Regions from separate parts of the Homo sapiens genome. Here regions 1 and 2 are each linked to region 3. Evidence: read pairs that join two places in POLR2A ChIA-PET (ENCODE). Cell type or tissue: OCI-LY7. All regions are shown on one strand. Links, peaks and the distances in the headings refer to the core of each region. The heading gives the core; the rest is flanking DNA.

Region 1 (6,569 bases), core at 867-5,866, 59 kb before region 3:
GTTACGATAGTACATTTTATGTTATATAGATTTTACAATTTTTTTAAACTAAAAAATAAATCAGTAAATCTTGAGTACAGCCAAGTCTCTGTTATTAGGATTTTCAAGAGGCAAGAGTAAATAAGCCCGGATTTGACTTAGAACACATAGCCCTGAGCCACATCATCCACGTGCCCCCCAGCACTAGAGTGTGCCCTGGGATGAGCGGGCATCTGTCTGCTTCCTGACCACTGGTGCTGGCCACATGTTTCCTGGCCCACTGAGGACAGAGATGCTCTCCAGTCTCTTTAGTAGCATAGAGCTTTCTTCCTCTTTTGCCAATGTCCCTCAGTTTGACTCTCAGATGAAGAAACTGACTTGGTTGCCCCAGAAAAGCATGGCTTCCTTCCAAGCCTGGCCACAGTGACTGCAGGGGATGGTGGGCCCAGGAAAGATTCATGGCTATATCCTCCATGAGCCACAGGTTCAGGAATTTGCCCCCAAAGTCCTTTAGCTAGTAGCTGGCAGAGCCAGACAAGGAAAAGAATCTCACCTTAAAGTCAAGACAAGTCACCTCTCTACTATAAAGAGGAAAAGGCCGGGTGCAGTGGCACATGCCTGTAATCCCAACACTTTGGGAGGCTGAGGCGGGTAGATTACCTGAGGTCAGGAGTACAAGACCAGCCTGACTAACATGCTGAAACCCCTTCTCTACTAAATACAAAAAATTAGCCGGGCGTGGTGGTGCACATCTGTAATTACTTGGGAGGCTGAGGCAGGAGAATCACTTGAACCCGGGAGGTGGAGGTTACAGTGAGCCAAGATCGCGCCATTGTACTCTAGCCTGGGCAACAAGAGGGAAACTCCGTCCAAAAAAAAAAAAAAAGGCTGGGCACGGTGGCTCACGCCTGTAATCCCAGCACTTTGGGAGGCCAAGGTGGGCAGATCACCTGAGGTCGGAAGTTCGAGACCAGCCTGACCAAAATGGAGAAACCCTGTCTCTACTAAAAACATAAAATTAGACTGGCACGGTGGCGCATGCCTGTAACCCCAGCTACTTGGGAGGCTGAGGCGGAAGAATCGCTTCAACCCGGGAGGTGGAGGTTGCAGTGAGTCGAGATCAGGCCATTGCACTCCAGCCTGGGCAACAAGAGTGAAACTCCATCCAAACAAACAAACAAACAACAACAACAAAAAGAATAAAGAGGAAAGAACTAGGTTCAGCAAACAAAAGTCCTTCCTTTGTTCATCAAGAGGCTGCCCAGGACTTTGCCACTGAGAAAGGAGCGATACTCTGGTGCTGGTGGCGGGATCGGAGAACCCCTAAGTTGCAGACCTGTGCCCGAGGGCTGGACTCAGCCTTCAGATGTGTTGGTTTGGTTTACACAATGTTGACCCGCATGGTGTTTGCAGAATTTCTAAATTAGTTGGCAACATTTAAAAATCAGAGTATTTCTACCTAAAAAGAGATTTCTTTGGATTCTTTTGTAGGGGGTGGAAAAGGAAGCTCTTAGGCTCACAGGTTTTACACTCCTATGTGACAATTGGCTGGAAGTGAGCAGCAGCTACTCCTTTAGATAGACCCTCTCCCCTGTCCAGTTCAGCGATTTACCTGCCTGGCCTTGCTGCTCCTTGAGCTGTAGCCCCTCAACTGTACTGGGAACTGCCTGTGAGGCCGCTCTGGTACCTGGCATGATGCTGGCTGGGCTCCCTGTAAGTGCTTGGAAATGCTCAGCCACTATGGGGGAAGCTTGTGATGCAGCAGCTCTAGTCAGTGAGCCTTAACAACAGTCCTGTGACAAGACTTGTGGCTGGGCCTGAGGTTTGGTCCTTACCCCAACCCAGTCAGAGTGCAGCACCCTGGGCCCCAACCATGCTTCCATGCACTATCAAAACGCAACATCCTGCCCATTCTCCTCTGAAAATGTTAAAAGGAAGCCATGCTCTGGAGAACAGATCAATGGTCATGATGCCTCACATCCTGTCTCCAACAGAACTCAATGTTAGATGCTTTGGAGAAAGGAGTAGGAGCTGCACAAAGCACCACGTGGTGCAGCAGGTCCTCTTCTGATGAAGAAGACAGAGAGCAGAAGAGAGGGAAGTTCTTAGCGGTTAATGCTGCACCACTGCAATCTCAGTGGTGGAGGCTGCCAGAGGCTGGTTGAAATATCTAAAAAGATTGTACACAGCTAGGCGTGGTGGCTCATGCCTGTAATCCCAGCACTTTGGGAGGCCAAGGCAGGTAGATCACGAGGTCACGAGTTCGAGACCAGCCTGGCCAACATGGTGAAATTCCTTCACTACTAAGAGTACAAAAATTAGTAGGGCGTGGTGGCACACGCCTGTAATCCCAGCTACTTGTGAGGCTGAGGCAGGAGAACTGCTTGAACCTGGGATGTGGAGGTTGCAGTGAGCCAAGATTGTGCCACTGCACTCCAGTCTGGGTGACAGAGCAGAGACTCCGTCATGGGGGAAAAAAAAAAAATTGTACACAGATGGGGAAAAGGAAGCTTTCCAGGTCCTTCAGGGTTAACAGGGCCAGGAGAAGATGGAGACCAGTGATTCTTACCTGCTGTAGGCACGCTAATGTTATACTGAGGTAAAATAAATAGAAAGGCAGTCTTGGCTGTGACCTGTAAAACAAAGGAAAAGAGTTCCAGTTTAGCTTTTGGCCACATCAAAAGAAACAAGTGGAAGCTGCTAACCGCCCCTTTTACATCTTAGACCCTCAAACCTCTTGACTGAACGGTTCTGCCTAATGCAGAGTTAGCATTAGTTTTTGTTCTATTTTTCTTTAATGACATACCTCTCAATACCTGTACCCTGGGACTCAGATGGTATCTAGACTGGTACTCACTGCAGATGAGATGAAACAAGCTGTGCATGGCAGGACAGGAGCTCACAAGTGAATAGTACAAATTTGTCAGCCATTCGTTCATTCAGATATTTATCAGTTTAGTTCTGTGCATCAGCATTGTGGAAGACAGAAACTAATAAATAAAGTCACAACCTTCAAGAAGGTTAGGACCTAGCTGAGGTTTCCACAGCACTTTGGCTGCCTGTGCATTGGAGAGCAGCCCTGAAAGTCGACACCTGAGCTTCAGAAACAGAGAATTCCAGCTGCTAATTTCACATCTACCTTACTGGGAGGCATGGGGCCAGAAGTAACATCCCACATTCCTGGTTTGTTTATTTCAAAAACTGCCTTTAAAATCTTAGTTGTGCTGTGAAACAAAAAACTGTGGTTGCCACCTAGTTATGAATGGCCAAATCAGTACTGTGACAGTTTAGCCAGCAGGGGAGGGATGACAAAACCTGGGGGTTTGAAGGTTGGACTCAAGAATCGACTACCTGGGTTCAAATGCCAGCTCTGCCATTTTCTTGCTATGTATCTACCAGCAAGTAATCTTATACGCTGAGCCTCAGTCTGCTTGTCCATAAAATCAGGGGTGCTTGTAATACCTCAGCTAGTTTGGGTACTACAGACTGGTGTGGCGCTGGCCCAGCTGCTAGCGTTGTTCAAAGCTCCCCAGAGGTTTCGGATGTGCAGGTGGGCCTGAGAACCACCATCCACACTGTTCTGAAACCTGCAGCAAGGCCAGGTGAGGAGGCAGCCCAGGACCAGGCCTTTCCCAAGGGCCCTCTGGAGACACCTCGTCAATAAAGGGGTGCTGGTTCTTCTCTAACAGAGGTTTGAAGGATGCACATGTGAGGGATAGGGTGGAGGACAAACACACTGGACAGTGGCAAAGGCAGCATGGAAATGAGTGAATGATACATCACAGATGCCCTGTGTTGCCCAGACATGCCAGTGAGAGGTCACTATCCTCAGCTACCTCTAGAGACAACCCTCTCCTTTAAAGAGCAAATCTCCCCACTCCCCTGGTCAACAAGACCCATCCCATTCAGTGGGTGTCATTTACTCTGTACACAGAGATGCAGGACAAGACTTCTCGTGTCTTTGTGCTGCAGCCTTAGACATGTCCTATCAGGCTTGCAGGGAAAAACCCAAATGAGATTAGCTAAGAGGAGTGATAGAAAACACCAAGCCCTATCCGAATATACAGGTCTTCCTAATCCCCACCCTAAAACCTTATTACCTTTGGTCAAGACCTTTTTCAGTGTTCTCGACCTACCTTCCTGTCCAACTGCCTGTATTTTCTTTAGAACAGATGTGCTGGGTTTCAGCCAATATATTCTACTCACCACTTCCTTTGGGGAGTTTTAGCCACTCTCAGTTTGCGTCCTACCTTTCCTATACCCACCACCACACACACACAGCTCTCCTGATTAGAATCTCACACATCCCTTCATGACCCACCTCAATTGTAACCTCTGTGAAGCCATTCCCAGCTGTTCAAGGGGCATGATCTCTGCTTGCCGGATGCACTCTGTGTCATGCTCTGCTGTATTTATCATTTCCATACCCTTGTTCATAGTTCTCATCAGGCTCTCACCTCCTCCACAGTTCTCATCAGACTCCTCACAGTCCCACAGGCAGGGACTGTGCCGTCCCGTTCCCATTTATCCTCGCAGCCCCTCTTACGTAAGGAGCCCAGATGCACACAGTAAGTGCTCAGTAACGGCTCATTGCTTAAGATGAAAAATCAAAAGCCAAGTCAGCTTCACTCAGCTGTACTTATTCCCCCTCTGTCGTGGGAGCTGCCCCCAGTGCCATCATCCAGGCTGTCCTCTACCATCAACGGCCTTCTCTGTGAGACCTTTCCAGGCACTAAGCCACCTGAATCCAGCTCTGCCACAGAGCCCCTCCTGCCCACGCTAGCCATGTTGGCTCTCCCTCTCTGAACTCCACTCATATAGGTCATTCCTGGCCCAACCACCTAACACTTCATATTGTCTGACATGACTCCTCTGAAAATAAACCTCATCTTCTCAGCCTGAAATCCCTGTGAAGGAAGATCAGAGGAGTTGGAAGAAATGAGAGAAAGGAGGAGCCAGGAGAAAGCAGGCAGGCATAAACCAAACACTCTACCCTGCCTAGGCACATATCTCCCACTTGATTTCATTCAAGAAATGCACATGTCTTTTAGAGCACAGGGTGGAGACCTCTGTGGGGCTTGGGTTGTCTGCCATCCATTCTCCTCTCTTAATGGCACCAGGGTTTCCTGAGGGAAGCCTCTCTCCAGCTGTGTGTGGGCATAGGATGTGTGTGGGGTCACTACGGGGGATGGGAGGATGGAGGGGATAGACCCTCTCCTCAGGGCAGGAGCTGGGCCAACCGGACACCCTGCCCTGGGCTCTGGGTCTTGGGCGGGTATGAGGAGGTGCTGCTGGCCCCCACAGAGCCTCCTTCAGTTGGCCAGGGTCCACTTCTAGGACACATTATCATTCAATGGGAAGAGCACTGGTGTTCAACTCCGGCTGCACATTAGAATCCCTGGGGGAGCTTCTAAAATCTCTGTGCCTGAGCCACACCCCAGCCAATTAAACCAGACTCTTTGGGGCATGGGCATTTTGTCAAACTCCCCAGAGCATTCCAATGCGCTGCCAAGTCTGAGAACTTTTGCATTTTTTTTAAAGGAAGATAGACATCTGGTATGTGGGCTCTACATATATTCTTGCCCTCACCCAACATATACAGTTAACTGTCATCATTCACATGAATTATGTTCTCTCAAGTCACTGCAAACACTGAATTAGTGAACACTGAAACCTTGTTCCTGGGAGAAATACAGGGTTAGGTTCCTGCAAGCCTCTGGTCCCATTTTTGTCAACAGATCAATTCATAACCTTGTTTTATGTGTGTTTCTGTTTAAAGACACCTAATTTAACATATATTGTTGATTCATTAACATTGAATTCATGGCCAACAGCGCCATAACTCATGCCAGAATAAAGCTTGTCTAACCACATATGCTATCTCCATGAGGCACATCATAGTCATCCTACGCTTAGGATGCTAGACAGCACTTCTGCATGACAGTTGGGGGCCATTTTTAAATAGTGAAATCACCAAAAAGCAGCAGAAAAATGCAAAAAATGTGGCACTAAAGAGACTACGAAAAGGACATCTGTCTACAGGATGAGAGCCGGAACTGGAGGCAGAGTGTCGCCTTGTTTGGCCTCAACTGGGAATGTGAGTGTTGGGCAACCCAAAAGTGTTTGCAGCTCTGCACATCTCTGTGAATGACCAAAGAAGCTGATTTGGGGGTTACAAATAAATCTCAGCAAGTAAGCGAATTTGCAAAAACAAAATCCACAAATAATAAGGATCAAACGTATCAGGGAAAACCTGAACGTCAGCACCATGAGGGCCAAGATTTTTTTTCTTTTTTAACAACTGTATTCAGGTATAATTTACACAACAAAAAAAAAAAATCACCCATTTTAAGTGTACAGCTCTAAAGCATTTATCTTTATTTTTAAACTGTCTCTTCCTTGGGGAAACATAAGCTGTAGGAGCGTGGGGATCTGACCTGCCTTGATGATCTGACTTGCCTTGTTTGAGGTGCACATCCATGGATGGCTTCAAACTGCCCCAGAACAGAGCGGCACTCAGCAAATGCTTAAATGAACACAGTGACTAAGCAGGAGAGAGTCGGTGCTGTGCTCAGCTATCTGACCCTCAT
Region 2 (6,569 bases), core at 867-5,866, 66 kb before region 3:
ACACACACACACACACACACACACACACACACACACGCCAGAGAATTAAAGATCTGACAGATCTTCAGAGTTACCATTTTAACCCCACATTGCATGCTTTGTAATATATTTTCTCCATTTTTATAGTAAGGAAGGAAGATAAAGAAAGGATACTTCCATGACATAAAACAATGTAGCAAAGATGAATGAAGGGCTGAAGAGAAGTTGATAAGATCCCAGGTTTCTGCATTGCTTTTTGTTTTTGTTTTTTTTGGCCCAGGCTGGAGTACAGTGGCACAATCTCAGCTCACTGCAATCTCTGCCTCCCAGGCTCAAGCGATTCTTGTGCCTCGGCCTCCTGAGTAGCTGGAATTACAGGTGTGCCCCACCACACCCAGCTAATTTTTTTGCATTTTTAATAGAGACTGGGTTTCACCATGTTGGCCAGGCTGGTCTCAAACTCCTGACCTCAAGTGATCTGCTCACCTCGGCCTCCCAAAGTGCTGGGATTATAAGCATGAGCCACTGCACCCGGCCTGCATTGCTTTCTTGATGCACCATTCCTTTTTATAAAGCTGTAACCCTCCCTGTAGCTTTCCAGAAAGAAATATACAAGGATTCCTAGGTGCCAGGCACATACTACAGACTCCACTGTACTTCAAAGTTCTGTGGCTTCTGCATACAACATCGCCTGGGCATGACACATGCATTCCATAGGCTGCCTCACGTGAAGAATGCTTACAGCTAGGGGAAGGTGTGAACTTTTTAAAATTCATTGAGAGCTATAAAGAAAAAATAATCTCTCAAGAATCACATACAAAAAAATTTTTTTTAATTAAGGCTTTTTTTTTAAACTTACAGAAAAAATAACAATTTCAACAAACCCACTGTTAAATTGACAAAAATTATTTCAGTCAAAACAACTGATTAGAAAAAAAAATTATCCAGCTGGGCATGGTGGCTCACACCTGTAATCCCAGCACTTTGAGAGGCCGAGGTGGCGGATCACTTGAGGTCAGGGGTTCCAGACCAACCTGGCCAACATGGTGAAACCCATCCCTACTAACAATACAAAAATTAGCCGGGCGTGGTGGCGGGCGCCTGCAGTCCTTGCTACTCGGGAGGCTGAGGCAGGAGAATAGCTTGAACCCAGGAGGTGGAGGATGCAGTGGGAAGAGATTGTGCCACTGTACTCCAGCCTGGGCAACAGAGCAAGACTCTATCTCAAAAAAAAAAAAAGAAAAGAAAAGAAAAGAAAAAAATTATCCTACCTAGGTAGAAGAAACGATTTGATCAGGAGAAATAGGAAAGTGAAATTCAAGTAAAGATGTGGGGTGGGGTCCAGGTCAGAAAGGGTGCGGGGTGGGGTGGGGTGGGAGGAAGAGCAAGATGATTCACTAGGAGAAGACATTTGGGGGCTCAGTGCAGCAGTTCAAAGATGTGGGTCAGCAGGTGCTGGCCACCGTTCCCGCTGACTGCAGGCTTCAGGCTGGTTAACAATCAGCCACAGCCACTCTGTGGTTCTGCTTATTTAAACTGCCACAAGCTCCACATGGAATGGGATAAATTATCAGAGCTACGACAGGGAATTGCATAAAAATCAAGCTGCGTCTGAAGAAGACACTTCTAGGTTGCACGGAGGTGTTCAGTGTGTGAAAATTCATTGAGCTGAACACATGATTTGTCCACCTTTCTGCACAATTGTTACACTTAATAAGTTTTAGTTATTGGAAAAAAAAATCAAGTCCAGGGCTGGCCATAAGACCTGGGTCAGAGGCTCCCCATTCTTTTTCAGATGGCCAACCAATAAGGCCAGGGACACTGGGGGCCGTGGTTTTTCTCTTATTCATACAAACAGAACCTCAGGGCCAGAGAGCTTTGTGGCTGTTTGGCTCAACAGGGCCAGGACAGAGCCAAGTCTCTACCTCCCTGGTTGGGACTGCCTATGCCCACTGCCCCATTTGATAAACCCAGCTTTTCTAAAGCTTTCCAGAACCCTGGTGCTGTACAGGTGTGAGCACCCCAGCCCCTCCTTGGCTCTCGCTGGTGCATCCTTGGGAGCACCAATCAATTCTCTGAGCCTCAGTTTCCTTGGCTATAAAAGGAGCAGGCCAGACTAGATGAGTCTCAAGTCTCCTCCAGGTGTATGGGCCACAGATTAGGTAGCTTTCATCCGTAATCAAGTATGGCTTCCATCTCCAGAGCCACCGCTGCCCACCTGTCTCTTTCCTTTCTTGACCCCCATGAGCTCATCTTACAAAGAGGGGCTCAGCTTGATAAGTGATGTCAATCTTTCAAGTATATGATACAAGCAGGAGACAACACTAATTCCTGCCAACCAGCAAAGGGAACAAGAATCATTTTGAGCCCTGGAAAAAGGCCTTTGGCTGAATGAGGCTTTAAAACCATCTGTCTGAGGTTGTTTTGACTGCAGCAAGTCTCATCCTAGAAGAGGCTGCGAGAACAATGGCCAAGCTATAGTGTAGGAGGTTCTCAGGCCTTTCATCTCTGGCTGCAAAATGCAACAGAGCAGATGGTAGTAATAAAGCCAACTGGGATCCTCAGGGCTCTGGGATGGATTCTTGTTACCTTTGATCACTGTAAAACAAACCTTTCTCTGGAAGAGTTCCCTCAACCTTAGCCTTGGTGTTCTAGGTGTGCAGCAGCAGGCAGGCTGAGCAACATCAAAGCTACCAGAACTTCTGCTCACACTGCCTTACAAACGTGTACATGACTTTTTTTTTTTTTTTTTTTTTTGAGACCGAGTCTCGCTCTGTCACCCAGGCTGGAGTGCAGTGGCGTGGTCTCAGCTCACTGCAACCTCCGCCTCCTGGGTTCAAGTGATTCTCCTGCCTAAGCCTCCCGAGCAGCTGGGACTACAAGTGCCCACCACCACGCCCGGCTAATTTTTTTGTATTTTTAGTAGAGATGGGGTTTCACCGTGTTAGCCAGGATGGTCTCGATCTCCTGACCTCTTGATCCGCCCGCCTCGGCCTCCCGAAGTGCTGGGATTACAGGTGTGAGCCACCGTGCCCAGCCACAAATGTGTACATGACTTCTTAGGAAGCTGTATAGCACCAGCTGGAAACCAACTCCACCAGTGATACTCCCCACCTCCCCCCAGCTTTCCCAGACCAAATATTTATAGAAAAACAAAAACTAGAAAAGGACAGAAAGATGCAAATGAGTTACTGGGTTTAGGGGTTTCCCTATCCTACCTTTGAGGTTAGAAGTGTAGGATTATTTGAAAGCCTAGAGATTTTCGCCCACCTCATTTAAAGCCGTGCTTCTCGGGCTTTACGGGGCACAGGAATCTCCGGAGCTCTTGTTAAAATGTAGGTTTTGATGCAGCAGGTCTGCGGTGGGGCCTGAGAGTGTGTTTTTCTCACAGGTTCCCAGGTGGTGCCGATGGTGTTGGTCTACGGAAAATCTGAGTAGCAAGCCCTTCAGAGGACTCCCAGGGCTTCCTGTCTACAAGAACCACTGGGGCTGAGGGAGTGGTCATCACTCTGGATTTTGCAGATGCAAGATGGAGATCCAGGTGTTAAGTGTTTCACCCAAGACCATTCAGCGTTAAGTGTTTCACCCAAGACAATTCAGCAAATTAGTAGCACAACCCAAGACAACCTTGTGGCTAAATGCTTAGCCCATTTGGGCTCACCTGTTCTAGATCAGAAAGGAAGCCAGCAGGCCTGGAGTCTGCCTGTGGGAAGAATCAAACTTTTCTTTTCTGGCCTTTATAGTCTATACATTTCTGATCACACACTAGATACTTTGTGGTAGTTTAATTAGAAAGAAGACTCAGAGTGTGTAATGGTAAGACCAGAAAACACATATTTTATTCCTTGCCAGAACCGAGCAGGGTGGATGGTTGTGGCCAGTTAAATTTGAATTTCAGATGAATGATGATTAATTTTCTAGTATAATGCTATCTCATACATAATTTGGGACGTAATTATACTTTTAAAAAGATATTTATTGTTTATCTGAAAATTTAACTGGCAGTCCTGAATTTTTATTCGCTAATAGAAAGGCAAGCAGGAATGAGGAGAGCAGAAGTTAGTAAAGGAATATTTCCTGCTTCATCACTGTTGTCCTTAAAGAAAACCTCAAGGACGCCAGGGTGGCAGGGGCTCCACCAGGATGCATAAGATGCATCACTGCCACTACTGTGTGCATCTCTCTGAATGAAGCTTAATCTTTTTAACCAGCTGATTATAATGCACAAAATCATAAATTTATAGCTGGTGTTGTGAGCTAAACTTGTGTCTCCCTCACCTCCACCAAAACTCTTGTTGATGTCCTAACTCCCAGCATCTCAGAATGTGACCTCATTTAGAAACAGGGTCTCTGCAGATGTAGTTAGTTAAGATGAGGTCACCGTGGAGTAGGTTGGGCCTCTAATCCAATACGACTGTGTCCTTATGAAAAAGAGAAATTTGGACACACAGACTGACACGCACACAGGGAGAAGTCCGTGTGAAGACTGACACTTCACACGCGAAGGAACTACCAGAAGCCAGGAGGGAAGCCTGGACTAGATCCTTCCCAGAGCCTTCCAAGGAGCGCGGCCCCTCTGCTGGCCCCGTGGTCTCGGGATTCTAGAATCCAGAACGCTGGGATGGTAAATTTCTATTGTTTCAGCCACTAGGTTTGTGGTACTTTTGTTACACCGGCCCTAGGAAACTAATACTGGGAGCTGGGAAGACGAGAAAGGAGTATAGAAGAAGAGGGAGTTACAGCAAAACAAAACCATCAAGAAAAAGCCTCATCCACATTACTTATTAGCTTTGTTCCTTAGAACTTGAAAACATCCGCTGAGGAAGACACAGGGAGTTGGAAATGATGGACCCCCTTGTATGAAAACAGTTACTGGCTCTACTAAAATTCAGTTTTAAATGTTGAGTTGAGCAAGCTATACACTACTTAAGGAAGAAACCTTAGAAGTCAGAATTTACCCTGGTTATGCAAAAAAAAAAAAAAAAAAAAGGTACATTTCCAAGAGTAGAGTACGATCTAAGGAGATTTTGGGGAGGGTTTTAAAAATCACAACCTTAACAGACTTGTTATTGTAAAGTGTTTTTTCCCATGAGAAGTTTGCTTTCCTCCAGTTCTTACAAACCAAACATTACCATATTGGGTTAGTGATTAAGAAGCTCAAAACAAAATTAAGCAGGCTATCCTGATTTCATTGTCTCTCTTGATTATTTGCTTGTCTTATTTCCAACAGCCCCAAATGGCAAGATTTAAATAAAAGACAGGCTACTTAAAACACTTTATCTTCTCTTGCTAAAGTAACTGAAACCCCCTCCATTTAGCATGTACTTCACTGTACCTTTTCCTCTACCCAGGCCTGTTCTGGGCCTGGAGGAGGATTCCAGGAGCAGAATTCAATAGTGCCACCCTGGGAAAATGCCAAACCCCACTGGTTCCAGTCACGCTGGCCTATGTACAGTTACTAGAACCCCCTGAGGTGTCTGCGCCCTCACTTGAGGGCTTTTGCACATGCTGGTCCATGTGCCCGGAGTGCTTTCTTCTGCCCAGACCTCTCACTCTACTCACAACACAACACAACCCCCACACTCAGAAACATCTTCTGTCGCCACCCCTTTGCTTTTCCTTACCACATAACCTTGTACATTTCCTTCATCACCCTGTTACAACTACAATTTAATTCATTGTTTACTTGTTTATTACCTATCTCTCTCTAATAAATGATGTTTCATGACATCAGAGATCAGATGGGTTCTGGACATTATTTTACACCCAGACCCTGGCTAACAATAGGCACACAAATATTTGCCTAGCTTGATTAATTAATTAAGCAAATGAAGGCATGACATGATCCACAGTGGCACTCCACTACCCCCACTCCGCCTTACTCAAACATTGTAGGAAGCTTTTTCTGCCCAGAGGGTCTGAGTTCAGCTCTAGAGTGTGCTGTCTATGCTTCTCATGCTGTTGTGAGAAGAATGCTTGAGGATATCACTTGTCTGCCAATGTCTCTGGGAAGGTTTCAAACTCAAAAATCAACCCTCTGATCATGATCTGGCTTCACAAATAAGCCCTTCTTATAATAAAAGGATGCCCAATCACATGCACTTCAACTTTTTTGGTCTCCAGGATAATTCTTTCTCATGGTAAATTAGTAAGACAGCTCTGGGTATGTGGGGTATGATCCAGCATCCCCTGTAAGTTGACTTCAGGGAGAAATGTAATGAAAACACCAGCACAATGTTTGATGACTGGCTATCTCTATAGACATTTATAAACTGGTATTCTGATTTTTTTTTAATCCTGTGCATTTTATATTTACAAAACAACTTTAAATTTAGGGTTTATGGGTCATGAGTATTAAATGACAGAAGGTATTTTGGCAATACATACATAAAACCTTTACATACTACTTAACCCAGAAATTCCAGTAATAGGAAGTTATCCTAAGAAAGTCATCACAAATAAATGTAAAAATTTAGCCACAAGAATGTTCACTGTAGTACTATTTACAATAAAAACAGGAAACCTAAATATCCATATGGGGCTGATTGGATAATTTGTGGTAATCCCTATTAAGAAACATCCTGCAGCTT
Region 3 (8,281 bases), core at 1,908-6,907:
TAGACACCCATGAGTATACATTCCCCCAATTCCCCGACCAATTTTGACTGAGCCAGCAGCACATCAAGGGTTAACCCTTACCATTTGTGAAAATTTTGTATCATCATATTTGGTTGATTCTAAGATGCACACTTTTTCTCATATTAACCTCTTACTCATTTAACATTGATGTTACAATCAATGACATGTCATTGTTTTGTGGCACTTTTTCTTTCTTAGTGGTTTGTAAAATAATGGTGCATCGTGACTGAAGGCCTCTTGGATTTGCTGAAATACTGGAAGTAGCATTCTCCAGATTTGAGCTCTAGCAGCTCTGCCAGAAGCCGGGAACCTGTGTGCCCATACTCTGAGTTTGTTTTCCCAGTTAGGACTGGGTCCTAGTGTAATGGGGTGATATCTGGGAACCTATATAGCTCCCTAGATATAACCAAGGGTGATATTCAAAGTGTTTAATGACCATACCAGGCCAGGTGCATTGGCTCATACCTGTAATCCCAACACTTTGAGAGGCTGAGGCGGGCAGAACATTGAGGTCATGAGTTTGAGACGAGCCTGGCCATTGTTGTGAAACCCTGTCTCTACTGAAAATACAAAAATTAGCCAGGCATTGTGGCAGGTGCCTGTATTCCCAGCTACTCAGGAGGCTGAAGCAGGAGACTCGCTTGAACCTGGGAGGCAGAGGTTGCTGTGAGCTGAAATTGTGCCACTGTACTCCAGCCTGGGTGATAGAGCAAGGCTCCGTCTCAAAAGAAAAAAAAAAAAAAAGAATTACCATACCAATTAGAAGAGAAGATGACTGAAAACAACTGGCTTGTGTATCCTGGAGCTTACCTGCTGAACCCCAGGCCTACTACCGTGCTCCTTACCTGTTTGTTCTCCACTCATCTCATTCCTTATTTTATGGATACTTGACAGCACACTCAGGGAACATGGCCTGTTGCCCATTCCCAGGAGACATTCCCTAATCAGGGTGAGCCAAGCATGGTTACCCCAGGCTACTTTAGGGGAGGGTATGTGTACTAGTTTTCTGTTGCTGTTGTAACAAATTACTACAACTTTAGCTCAAAACCACACACATTTATTTTCTTACAGTGATATAGGCCAGAAGTCTGGTTCATGTCTCACTGGGCTAAAATCAAGGTGTCCACAGGGCTGTGTTCCTTTCTGGAGGCTTGAGGGTAGAATCTGTTTCCTTGCTGTATCAGGTGTTGGCTGATTTTAGTTCCTTGCAGCTGCAGGACTGGGGTCCCTGTTTCCTTGCTATCTGTTATCTGGGGGTCTCTATTAGCTTCTAGCAGCCTCTCTTTTTTTTTTGTTTTTTGTGGTTTTTTTGTTTTTTTTTTAATGATTAAGTATAGAGTTTTTTTTAGGCTAAAGCTTGAGGATAGCCACCTGAGGGCATACATTCAAGTTGCCCTGAGTGCACATTCCTATTAGCAGTAGTTACAGGTGGCACTTGTTTGTTTTTATTGCTACATTATATTTATACATATTTAAGGGATCTCTCTCCTGTTCTTATACATCACCTCCTACATCTCATCCCCAAATACTTCCCACGCTGCCATCTCCCTTACTCCCCTGGGCTAATGTGATTAGATGGGGCGCACTGGTAATCCAGCATAGCCTCCCCATCTCAAGATTCATGCCCTTAATCATATCTGCAAAGTCCCTTTTGCCATGTAAGGTAACATAGTCACAGGTTCCAGGGGACTAGAATTTGAACATCTTTGACAGCATTATTCTGCCTATTACAGTATGTAAACCATCCTTGCCAATGAAATGTAGAGAGAAATCTGCTGAGGCTTGCAGGGAGGATTTTGCTCTCTGATTAAAAAGAGAGACATTAAGGAGGTCTGCTTTGATTGAGGTGATGTGAGCTTGGCAGCTATCTAATGACCATAAGGCCCTAACATCAAGAATAAAAGCAGACACACTGAGAACAGCAGTAAGAGTATCAAAGTGAAAAAGTAGAAAGAGCTTGGCCTTTTGATAACAATGTTTAGCCACCAAGCCAATCCTAAAGCACCTACTTCCAGACTTCTTGAGAGATACTTTGCTATCTTTATTGCTTAAGCCACTGTTAGTTAAATATTGTTACTTGTAGCTAAAATCATCCCAATAGTCTGTTACTTATAGCTAAATCATCCCAGATCATCCCAATATTCTGTTATTTGTAGTTAAGTCATCCCAGATAAAATTTAACACCTTTATTATTGGTCCATTTCAATAATACCTTGATTTACTGCTTGGTAATTAATTTGTCTGTCCTACCTATTAGTAGTATCTTGGTCCTACTATAGTACTCATACTACCCACCTCCTCCCTAAACTTTTGCCTATTTAACTAAGGTCCTGGCCTCCTGCCTAGTTTCTCCTGACACCCTCTTTAGGGGCTAGGCAAGGCCCCTATATTTCCAGTTATGGCTGGGGATTAGTCTTGGATGAACAGATCTCCCCAGCCCATGACACTGCCTATAGATTGTACCTCCTAATTGAGATGATTGTCTGAATTATACCTGACTTTGCTGCCTTTAAAACATGATTACTTGGAAAGCTGACTGACTTCACAGTGGCTCCATCTCCCCAGCCCTGACCCATCCAGTTTCACTGTTTAATCCTGCATTTCCAGGGTCACATCATAATACACTCTGTCCATCTTGATATCTCTGGTGTCTCTCCTTTTGTTTTTTTGAGACAGGATCTCGCTTTGTCACCCAAGTTGGAGTACAGTGATACAGTCTTGGCTCACTGCAGCCTTAACCTGCTAGGCTCAAGTGATTCTCCTGCCTCGGCCTCCCGAGTAGCCGGGACTACAGGTATGCACCACCATACCTGGTATTTTTTTTGTAGACATGGGGTTTCGCCGTATTGCCCAGGCTAGTCTCAAACTCCTGGGCTCAACTGATCTGTCTTAATATCCAGGCATACTAGACCACTGGCCATTCTTTGACTAGTCTTTTCACTTTTATGCTTTTACTCAACTTCTCATGCTGGTCCTGTAATCAGAAATGCCCTTTCTAGACTCTTATATCTTTACCACTAAATCCTCATGACAATCTTGTGAGGAGGTGCTATTATTCCCATTTTGCCAATGATTAAAAAAAATTAGGTAACTTATTTAGGGTCATACAGAGTGGCAGACTGGGATGCTAATGCAGGTATCTCTTACTTCAAAGCTCATGTCCTTTCATTCCCATGTTTGGCATTTTAGAGATAGATAGTGCCCAACCCAAGACTTGAAGGACTTATTTCCCTCAATGTGTTATAAGCACCCTGTGGGCAGGTCTGATTATTTATTGACCACTAGAGTCAGTGGCGTGCTTGTAAAGGGTTAACAACTGACTCTCCAAGGGGCATGGGGGAGGCCCTGATTTACAGAGGTTTTCTGAGTCCTGTGGAGTAAATACTCCCATCTGTCTGATTCCGAGCTACTAGCATGACGTATGTCACTGAACAAGGGGTAGGGAACAGGTGCGCAGTAGCACACGTTAGAGGGTATTTCCACTACACAGACATCATTCATCTGAGCAGCCTCAAGGGCACAGTTAATAGTAAAATGGGAAATAATTAAGAAATGATGAGTTTGTATCTTTATTAACTTCATTTTAAATCTGATTTATTCAACAGTTATTTTATGTAATTTAATCTTTAATAATCATTACATTTAACAATCAGTTTGCAAATTTCCTAAAAATTTAACAATTAGACTCATAAACTGGTTTGAACTAGCTCCAGCTCACCACTGCTAGAGTCTATTATAATACTTTGCTTTTAGTAGACACGGAATGGTGGTAAGGATGCTAATAAAAAGAACATGATTCTCCACTTATGAGCTTTGAATGCAACTGGTAACCCAGATTTCAATATTCTTTCCTACATCTGAGACTTTCTTAGTTCTATCTCTCACACTTAACAGAAGGCCAAACAAAAAATAGTTGAGGGTGGATACCAAAGAATAGCCAAAGCTCCAACTAAGGACTGTGAATACTGAACTCTGCCCAGGGTCAGGGTGGGGCCCGATGCCTGCTTGCAGTTGAAAACAGTCCTCTACAATTGGGCTTGAGCAAGCCTCTGAGCTATAACTGTCTTTCCTCCTCGCCTCTTCCTGACCACACCCACAACAAGAGAAGCACTGAAGAAAAAGCACCAGTCATAATATTCTATTACATTCCAGAAAGGACAACCTCCCAGGAAGTGGGGAGCCTAGAAAGAAGTAAAACCTAAATTGCATCCTCCCAAAGGAGGCGAAGTCCTGAACTTCAGCTATCTTAACCTTTTGTTATGGGTGCAGTGCTGATCTTAATGGAAACTGGAGTGGGCAGGCACAGCTTAGGGAGAGAGGGACAGCTGGTGAATCAGCTGTGTTGCATTACAGTCAGCACTATCCCTGTCATGGTTCAGGGATTATACCATATATGGACTCAGGCTCAGGACAGGCGAGCCCACTGATTTGCTTCAGGACTCCCCTAGAATTGCATCTTGGGATTAGGTCATCATTACTAGAAAAGGGAGACCCCAGAGAGGTTGTCAGTATGAAGAAATCAGGACCAACTGTGGTCTGGTAAGGCAAAGATGAAAGAAGGAGGGTGCAGCCGAGCTGTGCTTGGGAATGAAGTCCAGAGCCTGAGAAAGCTGTGGGAGTGATTCTGAGAGTGGTTGCAAAGGGAGTGAGGGTTACAGCAGAGGACCGGCCCCCTTCTGCAGACTCCATCCTGCCTCTCACCCGCCTGGGGCTGCAGGAGCTGTATCCTGAGGCAGACTCAGTCCAGTTTAATAGGGATCAAGGGGAATAGCTCCCAAATTTTAAACATGAGAGGCAGTTTCTCTTACTGTGGGTGAGGGTGGCTGTGATGCTGCTGAAGATGCAGAAACCCTACTGGCCAAGTTGGAGACAGTCCAGGCTCTGAGTTATTCTAAGGTCAAGGTGGGTTCACCCAAGCAGAACACAGCTCATTAACCTCCATCCCCCAACTCTCTGTTCAGGCTGGGTGATACAGCCATGTGGGGCTATGGGCATCTAGGGGGAAAGAGAGGAGAGAGGGATGGGGGAGTGATCTGGGAAAGCAGCTTTTAAGAGATGGCCAATAAGTTGTATCTAATTTGTAAAGATTAAACTACTTTTTTTTGGTGTTTGACCAATTTCATTGCTTTAACTTTTTTTTTTGTTTTTAAGGACCAGCTTGAAGTGTTTCAGGACACTTCTCTCTGTGTGTGCCTCTTGATTTTGTTCAGAAGCCCAGTACTATGGAATACTCTATCGCAGTGATAATTAACTACTCGATATGCAAAACACAGACAAATCTCACAAACATAATGTGGAGCAAAAGAAGCCAGAAACAGAAGAGTACTGTGAAATCCCATTTATGTCAAGCTCAAAACCAGGCAAGACCAATCTGTGATGTTAGAAGTCAGGATAGTGGTCCCTTTGTTGGTGGTTGTGGCTGGGAGGGGCTAGAGGGCTCCAGGAGTGCTGGTAATGCACTAATTCTTTGTCTGGGTGCTGTTTACACAATGTGGACATACTGGGCTGTCCATTTATGATCTGTGCACATTTCTGTACGTATGCTGTATTTCAATCAAAAGTCTCAAAAAAAAAAAAAAAAAAGAGAGAGAAAGAGAGAAACCAGAATGTAATCTTGTGAAATAAGTAGTCACAGGAAGTATGAACTATGTGCCAACCAAAATAAGCCTCTGAGGATTGGTGAGGCTGGAGAACAGTATCATAGGGCTAAGAGTCAGAGAACCTGATTTCCAGTCCCACTTCTGTTATTCACTGGCAAAAGGATGCTGGAAACTTAGCTCCCCTCAACTCATAACAGCCAGTGATTAAATGAAGGCCTTCAGGAAAATCTAAAGATGTTCCCCATTCCATGCCTTGCCAGGAAAGGTTAAGGATCCCAGCTGAAGACCAAACACGAAGAAACTTGGATGACTAGTAACAATCTCATGTTTGTATAATGCTTCCCACTCCCAAAGCACTTTCATAATCATTATGCCATTTGATTTTTCATAATAAGATCAGGAACGCAGGCTCTAGGGCCAGACTGGCTGGGTTGGAATCCTAGCTCCATCTGTTGCTAGCTGCTTGACCTTGGGCACATCGTCCCTCTGCCTCAGTTTCCTTATCTGCAAAACAGGGACATGAGGGGATTCAATGAATTTAACATGAAAAACATTTACAATGATGCCTACCACAAAGTTATCATTTGATAAATGTTAGTTAAAACAGGAACAAAAGTCCAGATAGTGTTATCTAGATTTTATAGCTGAAGAAACTGAGGCTCACAGGTTATCACAAGACTAATTCACAGCAGATCCAGAACTGAAACCCAGGCCTTCTGGGTTACAACACTGACTTGTTAGGTTATCTGGAATAATCTAAATGGACTTGTCTATTTTTATGTGATAATAATAATAACAATAATAACAATAACACTACCTTTTACTGAGTACTCACTAAGTGTTTTACATACTATGTCTCATTTAATCCTCATAAGAATCTATGAGGCACGTGTTGTTATCCCCATTTTAAAAAGGGACAAACTGAGGACTAAACATTGAGAAAGCAAACCTGGATCACCCAGCTAGTGACAGGGAAGGCCAGATTCTGAATGCAGGTCTCTGCAAACCCAGGACCTGCGTTTTCAACCACTTACATTCCATAACCTCTGGATAGAAAAAGACCACCATGGTTACTGCTTTATAAACATTTGGGGGTTTCTGGGACAAATTGGGTGATTTTTGTAAGTTCCCCAAGGTCAGAAAGAGCCCTTCTTATCCATCTTTCATCCTTCTCCTGTGCATCAGGTACTGGACCTCCATAGGTGTCCCAGAGGCTCCCATGGAAGGATTTGCAAATCAGGTTCCAAGAGCTTAAAAAGCCAGGCTTAGTAGTGGAGAGGCACCAGATGAACTCTTGATAGCCCAGGCAAGAACTGGGCACCAGCAGCATTACTTGATGGTGTCAAAGAGGTAGAGGACCAAATGCCAGGATGCAGAGGGAGCCATGGTGCCTGGACACAGAGACTTTGCCACAGCTATCAAGTTTGCAAAATGAAAACAAAGGGAGAGATTAATGAGACTCCACCTAGAAGCAGCCACTCCTGGACAGGCTGCCCTTCCTAGATGGCTTCAGATGGCTGCCAGGGAACATCTGCCTGGTTAAGATTTCAAGTGAAGACCTAATCGAAGCAGCCCTTTGGCAGGCTTTGCACTGGCCGGCCTGACTCTGACATACGCTCCGATGCCCACACATGGTTGTGGCTGGCAGCTCAGACAGACACGACTGTTTTGGCTTCTGTCATTTCTTTTTCTTCCTCCAGGCGCTCAAGTTCTTGATCCCAGCTCGCCTGATTAGGGGTCGTCATCAGTCCGCGCACCCTGCCTGTACTTCCTGGGGCCCCCTGGTGGATGATCAAAGGATAAAGGGATAGTTGGAGGCAGGAAAGAGAGAGTTGGGGATGATAGTGCAGTGGACTGTGTGGATCTTTCCCCATAGGCTTCTAAGAAGTCTTTTGTGAATATCTCTCTCGTCCCCCACTGGGTGAATGATTTACTATGACTAAAGGGGCCACACACACAACAGCTCTCACCCTGGAATGGACTTTGAGAGGGAAGCAAAAGGAAGCATTGCCTTCTTTCCTGGACTTCCCTTTGGAGCACCCCACAACTCTCAGGGGATTTAGAAGGTAACACATTTAGAGCTTTCCCAAAAGAATGTGCAGCTGTGGCTTGAGCAAAAGGTGTTTACTCCCACGGAGGTGGGATTTTTATTGCTAGTTTCAACATCAAGTAGGTGTGAAAGTTATATACAAATCCTGACAATCAATACCACCTGAGAAAGGCGAGAAAGAGGGCTGCATGGGCCAATGCTTCACAAACTTAAGGTGCACAGCTTGGAAGCATTGAATTGTGGGGGGTGGGGATCTTGTAAAGTGAAGATTCTGAATGAGTAGGTGTGGGGTATGGCCCACAGTCTGTGTTTCCAACATGCTTCTGCCACAGGAAGACTGCTCTGGACTAAGAAATAGTCCTGTGCATTTCTTAGCACCAACGCTCACCTCCCCCCACCAAAAACATGAAATAAAACAAAACAGGGACATTGCATTTCCTGGAAGTGTCTTACATGACACCAATTAAAACTATCTTTTTTTCTTGCTCATAAATATATTCTTTTTCCTTTTTTTTGAGACGGAGTCTCTCTTTTTTGCCCAGGCTGGAGTGCAGTGGTGTGATCTCAGCTCACTGCAACCTCCGCCTTCCAGGTTCAAGCAATTCTCCTG

The links. ChIA-PET counts read pairs that join two places held together with the same protein. Peaks named below come from ENCODE experiments on the same cell type or tissue, not always from the same donor. Only the 100,000 strongest peaks of a DNase experiment are listed, where the experiment ranks them.
Region 1: POLR2A ChIA-PET joins it to region 3 with 18 read pairs; 5 of 35 experiments call an interaction of 5 or more read pairs at or near these places.
Region 2: POLR2A ChIA-PET joins it to region 3 with 24 read pairs; 5 of 35 experiments call an interaction of 5 or more read pairs at or near these places.

What each region holds. Positions count from the first base shown.
Region 1 is chr6:52,533,235-52,539,803 of GRCh38, forward strand. It overlaps TRAM2 (translocation associated membrane protein 2), which reads right to left. Exons shown (of 11, transcript NM_012288.4): 2 at 2,549-2,612. Among named protein-coding and RNA genes, the nearest start is that of TRAM2, 41 kb to the right of the region's middle. RefSeq lists enhancers at 3,736-3,785, 3,966-4,055, 4,306-4,365. In OCI-LY7, for the core only: CTCF peaks have their summits at 3,304 and 3,506; DNase peaks (open chromatin) are centred at 1,937, 2,667, 3,507 and 4,207; H3K4me3 peaks cover 3,153 bases; H3K27ac peaks cover 4,269 bases.
Region 2 is chr6:52,526,173-52,532,741 of GRCh38, forward strand. The region is part of intron 2 of TRAM2 (translocation associated membrane protein 2); the gene reads right to left. Among named protein-coding and RNA genes, the nearest start is that of TRAM2, 48 kb to the right of the region's middle. In OCI-LY7, for the core only: no CTCF peak of the experiment used is centred there; no DNase peak of the experiment used is centred there.
Region 3 is chr6:52,591,030-52,599,310 of GRCh38, forward strand. It overlaps LOC124901330 (a long non-coding RNA gene), which reads left to right and starts at 2,776. Exons shown (of 2, transcript XR_007059610.1): 1 at 2,776-2,815; 2 at 5,173-8,281. In OCI-LY7, for the core only: a CTCF peak has its summit at 4,818; DNase peaks (open chromatin) are centred at 3,442, 4,082, 4,412, 4,922 and 1 weaker place; H3K4me3 peaks cover 2,892 bases; H3K27ac peaks cover 4,723 bases.